Linked DNA regions of Homo sapiens: all the other regions are linked to region 2. The links are chromatin loops, found by intact Hi-C in ENCODE. Cell type or tissue: IMR-90. All regions are shown on one strand. Region 1 overlaps HDAC9 (histone deacetylase 9). Region 2 holds the start of LOC124901597 (a long non-coding RNA gene). Region 3 overlaps HDAC9 (histone deacetylase 9).

The links. Hi-C counts contacts between places; a loop is a spot of excess contacts. Peaks named below come from ENCODE experiments on the same cell type or tissue, not always from the same donor. Only the 100,000 strongest peaks of a DNase experiment are listed, where the experiment ranks them.
Region 1: it touches region 2 in a loop (2.7-fold over the local background); 4 of 110 quality-filtered maps call a loop at or near these places.
Region 3: a loop joins it to region 2, with 2.4 times the contacts of the local background. A loop is called at or near these places in 3 of 110 quality-filtered maps.

Annotation. Positions count from the first base shown.
Region 1 is chr7:18,663,313-18,668,312 of GRCh38, reverse strand. HDAC9 (histone deacetylase 9) reads right to left here. Exons shown (of 26, transcript NM_178425.4): 12 at 1,837-2,100. Among named protein-coding and RNA genes, the nearest start is that of HDAC9, 170 kb to the right of the region's middle. In IMR-90, a CTCF peak has its summit at 1,999 (motif pointing right); DNase peaks (open chromatin) are centred at 662 and 2,012.
Region 2 is chr7:19,105,131-19,110,130 of GRCh38, reverse strand. LOC124901597 (a long non-coding RNA gene) reads right to left here and starts at 3,203. Exons shown (of 3, transcript XR_007060241.1): 1 at 3,131-3,203. In IMR-90, no CTCF peak of the experiment used is centred here; a DNase peak (open chromatin) is centred at 2,560; H3K4me3 peaks cover 1,156 bases; H3K27ac peaks cover 958 bases.
Region 3 is chr7:18,893,627-18,898,626 of GRCh38, reverse strand. The region is part of intron 22 of HDAC9 (histone deacetylase 9); the gene reads right to left. All of the region lies in intron 1 of HDAC9-AS1 (HDAC9 antisense RNA 1), which reads left to right. Among named protein-coding and RNA genes, the nearest start is that of HDAC9-AS1, 5.9 kb to the left of the region's middle. In IMR-90, no CTCF peak of the experiment used is centred here; a DNase peak (open chromatin) is centred at 3,056; H3K4me3 peaks cover 193 bases.

The DNA.
Region 1 (5,000 bases), 440 kb after region 2:
TAATATGAAGGAATATACTAACCAAAATATGTTGGTGATAGGGAGTGTTCCTATTATAGCTATTTGTCAAATTATCAGAAGGACTTTCATTATGTGGAAAACTTTTAAACTTTCTAACTTCTAGTTATGTTAATTTAATTTGAATGGAGACTTTTTAAAAAAGGATAATGTATCTTTAGCAGTAACATTTTTAAAGAAATATTTTTAAATGTCACAGCAAAATGTAAACAACACGTGCCAATAACATACAGTTGAACAATGTCTACATTTGGCAAAACTGCTATATCTCCTTTGAAATAGGATACTACACCTTGAAATACCTCGGATTTAGAAATATAAATATTTTAATAGAAAAAACCTCACAAAGATTCTAGGTCAATTTGGATTATCCATATTAAAGGGGTCTTAATACAACGAACCTTTAACTAGCTTAACAAAAGTAAACCTATAAAACAAGGTAAACATATCAAAAGGGAATATGAAGGAAATGTTCCAGTGAAAAGCTTCCGTAACAATTTCCCTACTTGTGGTGTTATTTTCTTAGACAATAAATCAATTCATAGAGTGCCCTTTAAAAACAGAAAGAGTAAAGCACTATCCTCAGATTTTTTTTCCTACATTCCTCAGTACATGAATCACTTGGACTTCCTGTTTCCACAAGGCATTTCCTGTTCACCCTCACAGAATCACTTTTCTGTAGGAGAACAGCAGGAACCTGACAAAGAACTGACTTGAATAAACAGTGTCTTCTGTTGCCTTCAAAGTTGTTTGTATTTTATAGCATCAAAGGACATAGTCCTCCTGAAGGTGCATTATATACAAGTAAATTTTTTTGTTAAACCTATCTTTTCTAATTGTTATTTGCCAGAATGTTACGGTATATGCCCATGTCATTATGGAATTATACTTAAGAGATTCTAGTGACAATATAAAATATGATACACCTTCTTTTCAAACTGATTTTGACTTGATATCAGATAATATTCATCCTGTTACTGTGTTTTTTGCAATTGTAGACACAATATTGTATCTGATTGGACCATAATGCTGCACATTACTTCTCACTAACATTTGCATCTGCTTCATTTGCTCTTTTTTGATAGACAGTGTCATCAAATTACACAAAATAAAAGTAAAATGAGCAGTGCTATGTGAGACATAATCTAATATTTAAAGTAGTGCTGCAATTTGCATCTATATATTTAAAACCACCTGTATTCCTAATATGTTCAATTGCAACCTACACAATAACCTAGGACTACTGGCATGGTGACCAGAACATTTCTACTTAACTAAAAAAAGAGAGAGGAAGGAAGGGGCAGACTACCTTTAACAGTGTTCAAGACTATAGTATGATACATTATGTACAGTGATGTGAAAATTAAATTCTAGATGTTGCAAAAAATCAAAAACTAATCGAATGCTTCATTGATCAGACTGGGAGACTATCCAGCAGTCACTGATCTCAACACATAAACTCAAAATAACAGTGAATTTGTTTTCTTTAGAAGTAATTGGTGTAGCAGGCTTTGGGATAAATTTAAAGCCTATTAACTGCTCAGATATTATGTATCATAATTTTAGTATAACAGGTATTTCCTTACCAGTGGATTTTCAATGAAACATTGATATCTATATAGAGATCAGTATATAGAAAGACCTCTATATAGATATATACATATATCTGCATTAGGTAGAATCCTTAAACACTGAACTCAAATCATAGAGAAATATAAACTGATAGGAAATCATATCCATTTACCAAACCTGCAATGCATTTCATGTTCAGATAATGACTTTAATTACAAATCCTGGAGCTAAATCTTTGCCTATTACCTGTTGCATAAAAGCAGCCTGCTCCCCAGATTCCATTTCCTGGATCTGAGCATCTTCATCACTGTCCACTGGTTCCTCCTTGACCTTCACAGCCCCAACTTGTCCCAGTGTGTCATCCACACAAGCACTGCTGTCGCTCCTAGTGCTGTTGCCACTAGAGGGCGCTCTGTCTTCCTGCATCGCCTGGTCCCCCTGAAGCTCTTCCTCTGCTTCCTCAAGGTGACTGCCTGGTTGCTTCAGTTGTTCAATAGATTTCGAAAGCAGCTAGAAGAGAGTGTTCAGGGGTTCAAAATTCAGTAGTTCTTCATGGTAACAGAGAAGCAAATTACACTTTGATTTCTAATAACTCATACACTGTGATTTCTAATCATTGAACATAAATTTCAGAATGAACTTGTAGGCAACAAGTTTCCTCAGTAATACTAAATCTAAAGTAGTCCCATTATTCCATATTGTATGGGTCCAGTAGGCAGTGAATAAGGTCTTTAAGTGTTGGATTGTTTTTTCTTTTTAATGGATCACTCTTTAATGCAGTTAGAACATGGTGTAGAAAAAGGTAAATAAACTATCCATGGAAACCCTGAAACTTTCAAAAGGACATGTTTTGAAAGTTGAACCTGGGAATAATACTTTTCTCAAAAGATAAAGGGGGTGATAAAAAATGTTGTCAATATCATTTTTCAACGAATGTTAAACGCTATGAAAGCCAGAACACAAATGCTAATAGTCTTTGTCTAATTTTCTTGTACCTATACAGAGAAACGACAGTCAAATGAAAAAGCATCTTCTTATATATATTTGTAAGAACTAGAAATATTTATTTTGATATTCTGAACTTTAAAGAGGTGTATGATTTAAAAAAAATTAACAATAAGATGTTTTATGAACAGACTCAAATGGAAATTAAATATTAGAAAAGAATCAGGAAATTATTTTTTAATTTGGAAATCATTATTTAGACATTTTATTTATTTTATAAATTAGATTGAACTTAGTTTTCAGAAGTCAATGAATTAACTGCTTAATGATTTTAAAAGATAACTGACAATATGCCTAACTTAAACAATAGCAAAATATCATAACATGAAAGCTCAATAAATGGGGAAAAAGTCTCAAGATTATTTTGTCTCACACTGGTCATTTGTTTTATTTCACAGTGGCCCTGTGGACCAAATCATCTGCAGACCTTGAACTGTGTTTTCAAGAGTTGCTAAGTTTTCTGCTAAGTCAGTGCCTATGTAAGCAACATGCCAATTATTGTAACTAGCAGCACACTTATAATACTACCACCATAAACATGAATGCAGATTTTTCTTTGTCAAATTCATGCTTACCTCCCACTCACACATAATTACAAAATACATGTTTTAAAATGTGAATACTTAAGTACTCAGACTTAGATGGACACCTCAGCCTCTTTAGGCTTATAGACTTTCCTGCAGTCCACGCAACCTCAAATGGCCCTGAACACACTAACAAAGTCCTTTGATTTCACTGTAGGTAGATTTATTAGGAATTTTCATTCATTTGTTCAACAAATATTTACTGAGTGCCAACTATGTTCAAGACACCATGCTAAGCATTAGAAAAATAGCCACTGCTCTGCCCTCATGGAGCTTTTAGTGAATGTCTTAGAAAGCTTCAAATACTTATTCCTATTTTCAAGTATGACAAAATGCTTTGAAGAAAGAAACACAAGGTGTTATAAGAGCACATACTGCTTGGCATAGCAGTGGAAATGGGGATTGTTAAGGGAGTTAAGCTGAGGAAGTGTTATATTTAGGTTTAGACACAAAGAATGAAGGATGGAAAGGAGTAAGTTACATGTGTGAGGGGTGGGAAGCAGGGGCGGAAATAAGGGTGGGGAGCATTTCTGGTAGAAGGCAGAGTCTGTGGGGACTTTGGATTGGAAAAGGAGACCAGCGCATCTAAGTCACCAAAAGGCTAGTGGAGTTTGAGAACCAGAGGAACATGCCGAAAGATAATGTTAAAGTAGATGATACAATTTATAATATATTTGGGTGAAGAGTAAGAATCTAGAGAAATAAAATATAACTTAGGAAAAACACATATAAGACCTAAATATCACCAAAGTAAGTCAGACAAGATCAAGCTAAGAAAACATATACCAATCAAAACTCATATCACAATGAAGAAATTTGAATATGAATTTCCTTTGTGCCTACCATCTAACATCCATTGTTACTGGGCAGTCGGGAGAAGGAGGACATTCATTTACTCATGGTTTAGATGACTTTAAGTATATTTTAGGAAACTATTTGCAGGACTTTTGTCCCAATTCTGAATACTAATCAGCTCTTCTTTTCTTTAATACATAGTACTTTGGACACTACTGAGATTCTGGAGAAAAGAGACCATATTATAGTCCTAAATTTTGACTACAAAGTTGTAGGAACCCATTTAATTGGCTGTTTAAGAAAGAATATGCAACAGCATAGAAACGAGCAAGATATTAAAGAAAAATTCCTAGTTTTGGCTGGGATGCCAGGAATAAGGACACTGGGTAACAAACATCCGCTCATTATTCAGAGAGAGAGAGGGACAGAGACTATCAGTCAGTGCTGCAACCCTTACTCATACCTCAGACTACAAATAAGAGCAGGTGAGGGGAGCTTGTGGGAAGAAGGGATTTATCTGAGAAAAGATACAAGCCAGGTGAAGGAGGCTGCAGGAGCCCATCAGAGAAACCAAATGTAAGAAGACTGGACAAATGCTCACTGAGCTGTAGAAACTCTCCCTCTCACTAACACAGCACAGCTGAAAAGTTACTGGGAACCTGCTCAGTAGAGCTAGTGGACCAATGACACTAAGGATTCAAGTAGATACCCGGAGAGGTGTTCAAAGGATCCTGCCAATAAGGGCCTCTTGAGGATAGCAGAAGAACTATACGGGATGTGTGGTCATGGAATAGGAACTGAGTACCGGATGAAAGATTAGCCAGAGAGCCAGTGTCCAGGAAATGCTATGTCGGAAGTCCCTGCTTACTGGGGGGTGAGGGGGAGGGAGGGCGCGACTTGGAACCTAGCTAGCTTCTGGATGTCTGACACTACAGGAAATATTCAATAACTAAGAGGAAGCCACAAATATCACCCACCAAGTAAAAAGACTCTTCTGTTGCGATTCTTCTCCTTCCTAATCCCTGG
Region 2 (5,000 bases):
ACAATAAGGTTTTAAATATTTGTTACCCATATATTAAGACGATATATTCAATGAACTGTGCTGTGGCTCTTCTTTTAGATGCAACACTATCCCTAAATCTCTGTTAAATTGACATTATATCTGGCTTATGTTATTATATAGCCACCCATATAGCTCTCTACTTTAAACAAAATTTAAAAGTCAGGGTATTTTCTTCCACAATATTAAATCCAATTTTACTGTGAGGGTTTATCTTATTCCTTTTTGGGCTTCCTACAGGCATAATCAGAAATGAAATATAGTCAGTGATCATATTAGCTTTAAGGATTGACAATTTTTAAAATTTCCAGACCAGATAAACAGGCTCTTTCTCTCTATAGCATTTAATCTCAATACCCATCCAGTCATTCCTAGCCTTGATTTATTGTTACCTTTGGGTGCATATCATATTATTTGGTTGTAGCTCACAGAGGTCCTGGTCACTGAGGAGCATCAGATCCTGCCTCTCTAGGTTTTCCCGTCCTTGTAGAAATACTCGGTCAAACCCCAACACCCAGATTTGGCTGTGCGAAGCTCTCCTTTGGGACTGCTATGCCTCCATTTTCTAAACATAGTACTGGACAAAAACAGCCCACATTTCTCTTCTTTTGTTCCTGAAACTTAACACCAATCAAAGAATTGTTACTATTATTGAAAGCAAACTTGAAGCAGAAACCATCTTCCTACCACAAATTTAGCAATGACAAACAAGTCCTTCAGAGAGGTCTGTGGATGCACCCCTAATGGAGTCAGCACTCCATTCCTGGGGAAGAATCCTGACATCCAGAGCAATATTTACAAAGTGTTCTTATAAATCTCGTTTGCACATTATGATGGAGGAAATTTCTATTAGCTTCTTGCTAAGGTTGCCTTTTGCCTCATTCCGCCACTGACTTCTCTCCCTACCCTTCATCAACGCACACCTTTTGAAACTTCTAACTTTGTAACCTAGAGACTCCCTTCTTCCTCTTCCTTCTCTCCCCGCCGTACTACGTGAAACTTAAAACACATCTCATAGATCAGTTTTCCTTCTCTGATGTTAGGCACAGTCCACGACCCGGATTTTCAAATAGCCCAGGCTGGAGTCTGCAACATTTAATCCAATCAGCTATTAAATGTCCTCTGGCTAAATCAAGAGTATAAGAAAGAATCCATAGCGGGATAATGATACCAAGAGCAGTTTGGTGGAGGGAAAGGAGGCTAGGAGGGGGCAGATAACTCCAGGGATCCTTTGATTGGAAAAATCCTGTTTTTAGAACTCCTGTCAGAGTAACAACAAAGCAAAGAAACATGAAAGAACAACTCTTTGTTCCAGGATATGGTTTTAATGAAATACTACTAACACACACACACACACACACACACACACACACACACACACACCCCTACTATTAATAACCGCTTCAGAGACTCCGCTTTCCTTTACCTATTAGGGACTAGGAGGCTCTGTAACGTGATCCTCTCCCCTCTCCCCCTTTCCAGCTGCCTCCTTCCCTCCCCAATTAAGCCAAAGTGGTTGTTCTGATGAGCCCCGGCCCGCACAGAACCGCAGGCTGAGGCTTCCCCCGGTGTACTGGCTCCCTACCCCAGCACGAGCCTTTTCTGGGCAGAGCCAGGCCCATGGGACTTGGCTGTGAGGACCTCATCTTCTAGTTTCCGAAGGCAGGCAACCCCCACCTTAAGAGCAAGCTCTTCTGGTCTCCGGCTAGGGGCCTTCTTAAGACCCTAACAAATGTGGCATCAGGAGGATGGCGTGCCCAAAGTATGCCTGCCTTGGCTTCCTACTGACCCTGCTCTGCGCTTTTTTGTTGACTTAACCACCCAGAGGGATTGCAACTAAGACAGCAAACGGGGTTGGGGGTAGGGAAGGAGAACGAAGAAGCAGGGGGTGGGGACCGCCAGAGAAAAAGCAACAGCATTTGGGAAGGGGGGGAGCAACCTTTTAGGCAGCGGGGACCAGGCATTTTAGCAGCCGCATCTGTCATCTGTAGCAGTGGACAGATAAAACCGTCCCTGATCAAAGAGATTCGTTCATAAATCACCCGTAAGAAATGGATTGTGAGGAATAAAAGACACGTGTCGAATAATCTCGACCCTGGAGTCTGCTCGCCGCCAGCGCGGTTCCCAGCGCCCCCTCTTTCCATAAACGCGCTGCGAGCGAGCTCGTGTCCCAGCTGGGAATGTCTGTGGGGGAAGGACTCTTCTTTCCGATCCTCTCTGCCCCCCATTCCTGCCATTCCCCGGCCTCGGTTTCAGAAGCCGACTGGGCCAATCCCTGTTCGGGATTTCAGGAGATTTCAATACAATCGGTTGATTCTGAGTTGACCAAGGAAAGAGCAGGAGGGAAGTTGGCGTGTTTTCTGAGGCGACAAAGTTGCTCTCTTGGGATCGAGGATATCTGCCCTCCAGGTCCCCTCTTAATGTTCTCGTCGCCCTAACGATCTTTCCTCCGAGAGGACTCGGACATTTACAAAGAGTTGCTGTGCAAACGTAACGCAGGCGGGAGAGTTCAGCGAGAGCTAAAATTGGCTGGGCGGGAGTTTTCTGTTCCGGGTTTTGCAAGTTTCGAAGGAACAGCGGTTTGCAATCAGGTTTCCGTCCTGGAGTAATATCTAAGGAGCGACTGTTGTTCTCTACACGAGGACCTAGTGGATTCTCTTTCCCCGCCTTCCACCTCCTAAGCCCCAGACTCTCGCACCTGCTTCTCCTGGTCGAAAAAAAAACAGGCAAAGGCGAAGGTCCCGTCCCGTGTGCTAAAAGCCCCGGCCAGCTGTTCCGAGGACTCCAGAAAAGCGTATTGGGTTTAGAAGCGCTGTAGCCTGTCTCCAAGAAGGTAGTTGACAATGCTAAGAAAAATTTTGAGATTTGTATAGGAAATTTACAGCGAAAAGTGCCCCTTACCCCTTACTTTACTCTCAGTTTTGGCATCCTCCAGATAAGTAGGATTTTGCATATAATAGGTGTTTATGGTTCCAGGAACTGCACTTTGATCTAGGATTTTGGGGGTGGAGTGTCTAAAGGGTCTCTAGACGCTTGTCTGATTTGAATGCTTTTCAGGATGATTTATGGCAAAAGGCTCATTTCTGACACTTCCAGATGTCAAAGCTCTTACCTTCCAAGAAGGGATGAGGGAAACTTGCTTCCCATAGCCATGAGGATGGGAGCCCGCGCGCCTAATACGCCTGCCTGCCGGTCTTCCTAAACTGACCCTGCCTACGGGCGTCCATCTGGAGCCGCTGATAACCTTTCCCCGCCTTCCAGCTCAGGAGAGGGGAGGGACTTGCTTTTTATGACGGCAAAGCTACAGAGGGAAACTAAGTCACTCGCCTGCAAAACGAGGTTTTTTCTGTAACTTTATTTTGTGCAGTTAACCACCTGCTCCCTGCCCCGTTGGTGGTTTGGCTTTAATGCGATTTGACCCCCAGATGTGAAGCTGGGCAGAATAAACCCTCCGTTGGGTCCCTGGTGGTGTCAGCCTCCGGCCTCAACCTCTAGCCGCCGAGGAACGGATCGCAATCCTGGTTCCCGCGGGGCGGAGACCCGCGCAGCGTTCAGAAGCTGCCGGGGACTCAGGGGGAGGGGGCGATGTCTTTCCGAAAGCTCCCTGCAGGCTCAGGACCGCGAGGTGAGGCCAGGAAAAATAACCCTCGCGACTCAATTACTGCGAGCTCCACCGTGAAGCTGAAAAGCTGAAATGTGCGCCGCGGCAGGGGGGCAGGTCAGACAGGGCGGACGCTCGGGCGATTTTAGGGGACCCATAGGGCCAGCTGAGCTGAGAACGCGCTGAAGGCAGTTGTCAACCTGAAGCTAAAGGTGGGGCAGACCCTCAGTAGCTGCCGCGGACGCGTTTCTCAAAGGAAACGGGGTTTTCCAGTTCTTTCTCCTCCTTTGAAATGTAATAGATTGGGAACGGGGAATGGGGGGATTTTGTTTTCTTTTTTCTTTCTCAAAGTGAAGGCAAATTAAGGAAGGAATTGGCTGCGGAGACTTGGAGAGCAGCTGTTAGGAGGGTCTAGTCCAGGGCATTGCTTATACAGGAAGGTGTACCCCGGAGTGATATTCTGGTTATTTGCTTAGAATCCTATAAGACAGGAAATCTGTAATATTTGGGGAACAGTATCTGACTGTTTCAGTCTTTTCTGATGAGGTTACAGACTCCCTTCTCTTTTCAAGTCCTGTAGATGTTAGTAACTTGAAGGTCAGCCGTTTGCCTTCCCAGTTGAAAAATAAGTGCGATTTCCCAGGTGAAATAAATTAATTAATTCGAGACCCTTTAAACAAATTTATTTTCCAATGCACAAGTTTTCCTCATTCTTTATAATGTTACAAAACAAGGAACCAGATCAGAGCTTATTGGTGTGTGTAGAACCGATCCTGATTTGATAAGCTTAATCATATGACAAAGGTCTACTAATTATTCCCTCCTCTCTCTCAAAAGACACCCAGAAAGGTTTTTGAAAGTCTCTGCCTTTTTCCTAAAGTTTGATTACTACTTCAAAAGACTCAGGTCACCTCTTGCCTTTTCTGTATGTACATCTTCAAGAGCATAAAAATATTAAATAAAAAAAACTTTCCCAACTTCAAACCTATCAAATGTTTAACAGCTGAAGGATATCATCTTTAGGAGGCAGGCCAAAATGTCAATAAAAAATTTAATTGTTTCTGAAACATATGTGAGCACTTACAAGACCCAAAATGTGATACTAAGTATTGATATTAAGAGGAAACCTTACAATATACTTTCATATTTGCTGGTCAAGACCTTATACCCCCAAAATGTTCCAGAAACCACAGAAATTTTTATTCTTCCTGACAGGGTTTCTAAAACTAGCTTGAGCAACAGGTTGGTGGCCAAAGGGGTCACCTGTATTTTGTGTAAGGAGAAATTAGTGTTGAACTTCTATATCTTTGTCACTTGTTTTCTGTATAAAACTGTGATATCTGTAGTAGCAAATAATATTTCATTGTGGAATGGGGAGATG
Region 3 (5,000 bases), 210 kb after region 2:
CTTTCTCTGAGTACATACCCTTTCTCTGAGTTTGTAACTTAGATAAAATGAGATACTGCCTCTCTCAATATTTCTTTATAAAACTCACAGTATTTTGTGGTCAAAGGAAACGCCTTCAGAAATAATATGTTCTCTTAATTACTCTCCTTCACATACCTCAAACACTATTAACATGAGGCCACTCATTATTTTTCTGAAAATATAACATGCTTTTAGAATTTTTAAAATATTTATGTAAAAAATTTTTAGCTATTTGTTCCATTTGGCTGTGTACCACTCATCTTTTTATGCCATATACAAGTTACCTTGTCAGTGAGGTCTTTACTCAACCAGGTAATCTGATGTACTTCTTCATCTATGTTCCCATAGAATATTATTTTACAAATATATTGTCATAATTGTGTATGTGTCTGTCTTAATAGACTATGAATGCTTCCCCAATGTTAAAAACTCAATAAATGTTTTAAAACAAAACAAATAAATCAATGAATGATTCAATCATTAAGAAATAATTCCACCAAGAAATGTCTAAAATGGTGCTTTACAAGGTCAGTTGCCATGTATGACTTTATGGTCCAGAGGAGATGATTAAAGAAATGTGTGAAATATATTTTACTATTCATGCATATACAAAAATGTATTTGTTCCTGAAGAGATTGACTTATAGGGAACATTTTAAAAGTGACAGTAAAAAACTGTGTCTAGAAAGATCACACATGGACACGATATTTAAAAGCATTGGATCCATGCATGGTTCCCTGGTGGCAAAGACCCTTAGCTGAAATGGAGGGATTTTTTTTTTTTTTTTTAAGTAACCATATTTTAAAAGAGCAATTAGATAGAGAAAACATAACATTTGTTTTATAACCACTTTTAAAACTTCATTATACTCATTCTACACATATAATGAGTAGCAAATAAAATCTTTAAGTAGACTCCAATTCTTAAAATATTATGTAGAGAATTATAGCCCATTATTCACCCTTTTAGGTTGCCAAATCAAGCAGTTTAGCAAGATCTTCTCCAGTAAAACATGGTTGAATTGATATGACCTACAAATATGATTATTAGATATTCTGCAGAAAAAGGTAGCAGAGCAAACAGGAAGGATCAGAAACCTCCGCATAGCATTCTTTAAACAATTTTTAGTAAATTGTAACACTGCATTTTAGGAGTCACATTATTTTTATTTATTATCTTATAGCTATATTCTAAGAAAACAAAGGAAAAAGTTATAAAGTCCTAGAGTTTTGACAAATCATAAATTCTTCCAAGTCTTTGTTTAGATTTTCGAGAATTATTCAATAAGCGATCATTTGAAAGGCTTTATTACCTTTTCTTCAAAAGTCATCTTTAAATCAGATGTACACATTTCTTAACCACACTCTGTTACAAATAATTATGTAGAAAAATGTCAGTAAAGCTATTTCTGAAAAATTCAGTCAGACCAGATTTTTTCAGCCATTATTTTCCCCAAATTTAATTAAATTTTTTTTCTATTTTTAAAATTTATTATATTCAGGAAATTCAAGGAAGATATAGGTTGTGGTTTTAAACTAGAAAAAATGAGCATATGCATACTCTAGACTTAATGAATACATATTGCTAAATCCTTTACAATGTCATTGTATGCAGAAGTAGTTCAAAACACCTTATTTTTCTGTGTTCATGTTTATGGTCTCAGGAATTGAGAATGAATTTTCCTCAGTGGAAAATTTAGAGTTTATTTACCTTCACTATTTCTCCATAGATACCCATTGTAGTAAAAGTTTCAACAGTGGAATTTGCAGTGTGAAGGAATTGGGTCTGAGACAATGTTCTTGCTAGTTCTCTAACAAGCCAGGTCCACAGGAGTGGCGTGTGACCCGATGTCACTATCTTTAACAAAATGGCTTTTGCACAAAAAGAAAGACCTTTATACCTAAAAATAAAATCTTATAACACATTGTTAAAATTATTTAGTCTGGCATGGAGTTTTATTAAGCTTTGTGTTATTCATGAGGGACAAAGAAGATCATGCCCAAGAATGAAAAAGAAAACACTTAATGGGGTCTGGGCAGTTTTAACAGCATAAGTGAAATACAACACCAAACAGGATGTCTCTCTTCCTTTGAACTTGAGGCATTCCATAGACCCTAAGCTACTGAATTCTCTGGTTAGTTATGTGGTGCCAGACATTCAGTGGCACTTAATGAAGATAAGTTTCTACCTTGTGCTTTTAAAGGTAATGGTGAATGAATCCTGCCTGACCAAATTGAGTGTTTCTTAAAAGTTACTGTAAAGTTGGAAAAAATATACATATTTTTCTTGGCTCTTAAAGTGATTAGTCTCTTTTCTATGTTTTTATGATCAAATGCTAATAAATCTTCAAATTAGTAAGCAGAAATATTTCTATATTTTTATCTTAAGCATAAATATAAATATTTGTCCATTTTTGAAACATAAATAAGACTCTAATGGAAAATAAAATTTACATTTAAACGTCAACAGATCATATTTCATAAAATAGTTTCTTCCTTCATAAATAACACTTGGAATTTAATGTACATTAGGAAAAGTATCTTCTTGATGTTTCCCTTCGGCATTAATGAAAACTGCAGCTGCTCCTTTTTGAGATTTTCTTGATTATCCAAATAAACAAATGTTTTCTTTATGCTTGTATAGTCAAGGAATACAAAATCCACACCTAAGAAACTGCTACCTCTCCCTTTTGGAAATATGTCCATTTAAAAAGTGGTTAATCATGATTAAATAATGACTTATTGTTACTAAGCTGCATTTCAAGTCTCTAAACAGGAAACTCTTGGAAATTGAGTATAACAAGAAGCTTAAAGCCTCAGATCAAATGCGAACTCCAACTGTCTAACCTTACAAGAGAATAGACAGCCAAAGAGAGCTGTTCGATGCTAAGGGAAACATGCTGCCCTGCTGTTTTTTATTTTTAAATCTCAGCATTAACTGAAAGTATCAAGTCAAAACTTTCTTCTTTCATAAAAAGATAACACTCATATTCAAAGGAGGAGTACACTCACCTAATAAGAATTTAAAGTGACTCACTTCATGAGCTGATCTTTAGAATAGGATTTAGTGACTCACTTTTGTAATCATGCTCTCGTCCTTTTGATTAACAAAAATCAGAACTCTTTCATACTATCAATTCCAAGCATCCTCCTCTCTTATTATCACCTTCTAGCTTTTCAATTTACTCTCTTTACTGCCACACTGCAGTATTTCTAGGATCTACAATCCATTGATCCTACCAATTTTTCATTTCTCTTATAATCTACATTGTCTCACTTTCCTTTTAAACCAGTTTAAAATCCTTAGTACATCAGATAATCACTTGTCTCTTTTACTCTAACTCAATCCTGGTTACATCCAGCTCTCTGCCTAGCGGGGCCTGAGCCCTATCGAATATGGCTGGTGAAATGGTATTGTTATTTGACATAGTTATTCTGACTGGTCTCACTTTAAAGTTATATGTGAAATTTACATGGGCTCATAAGTTGTTCTAAGCTATTTTCCGCTAGTAGATCCCCTTTTTCACTCCTGTAGATAATTATGCCATACCTTCTCTCATGTTTTCAAGCCTCCAAAATGTTCTTGCCCATTCGAATTCTCAGTGATTACCTTTGTTCCTGTTTCACTGAGAAAAAAGTCAGAAGCACACTTCATATATCTCCCACCATTACACCCATCACCTGCCAGCATCTGGACCCACATACTCTGCTTTTTCAACTGCTCCTGTGGATAAATTCTCCTGTATCTAAGCCCAAGCCTTCTACCTGTGTCCTAGAACTCAATTCTTTCACAAATTCAAGAACATTTGTATAGCAATTCTCTCTTCTTTTTACAGCAGCATCAATTTTCCCTCTCTACTAGAAGATGACCAGCATCACATAAATATGCTGTCATTTTATTAAGATTATTTTTTCAAGTACTCATCAGACCCTTTCCTCCCTCTACCTACTGCTCCATTGATCTCTTCCCCGTTAGAATAAAATTCCTCAAGAGCAGCAGTCTATATGTGCAGTCTACAATTTCTCTCCTCCAATTTCTCCTCTAATCAGGCTTTTAACTCATCAAACTCCTTATCTTGTCTAGGTCAGAAGTGGCCTGCATGTTACTGAATCTAGTGGTCAGTTTTTATCTTACTTGACCCTTTAAGGACATTTGATAGAGCTAATGGCTTGTGCTCCTCTTTGAACGGCTTGCCTCCATTGGGCTACAGGACAGCACACTCTGCCAGTGAAAATCAATCAGGCTTCATATGGCTCCCCCTCATGGCTCCAATGTCATAATGTTAGAGTGTCCCAAGCAACAGTCTTTGCATCTCTTTTCTACCTACACTTGTTCCCTAGGTGATCTCATCTGGGCTTACGGCTTTAAATAGCGTCTATATGCTGATAACAACTAAATTTAACTCTCAGCTTAAACCTTTTTCCACATCTTTCCCCATTTCAGTTCAGAGCCACTCATTCCTCTCTGGTGCCCAGACCCAAAACCCTGAAGTCATCCTTTACTCCATTCCCACCTTCTGATCTTCTCTCATACCCAATCCAGCCTGCCAGCAAATCCAGTTCACTCACCTTTAAAATAAATCAAACTATGACTACTTTTCCCCACTTCTATCACCCTTTTCTCTTGAACATCTCATACTTGCCTTCTTCTTCCTTTGGCACTGTGGGCTTGGTCCTGCCTCAGGGCTATTGCCCTTTCTGTTCCCCATGCCTACAATGTTCCTCCCTATGATAGTTTCACAGCTTGCTCCTTTATCACCTTCAGCTCTTCAGGCAAACATCATTTATAAGTGAGGCCATTTCTGATCACCCTTTTAAAAATCACAAACCTCCCTTGTCCCAGCAAAATCTGACCCTTTCCCTGCGTTCATTTTATTCATGAACTCCTAATGTACTCTATGTTTGCTTACTTATTTTGCTTAGGCTTTAACCACTAGACAATGCTCCCCAAAAGAACTTTCAGTGACGATGCAAATGTTC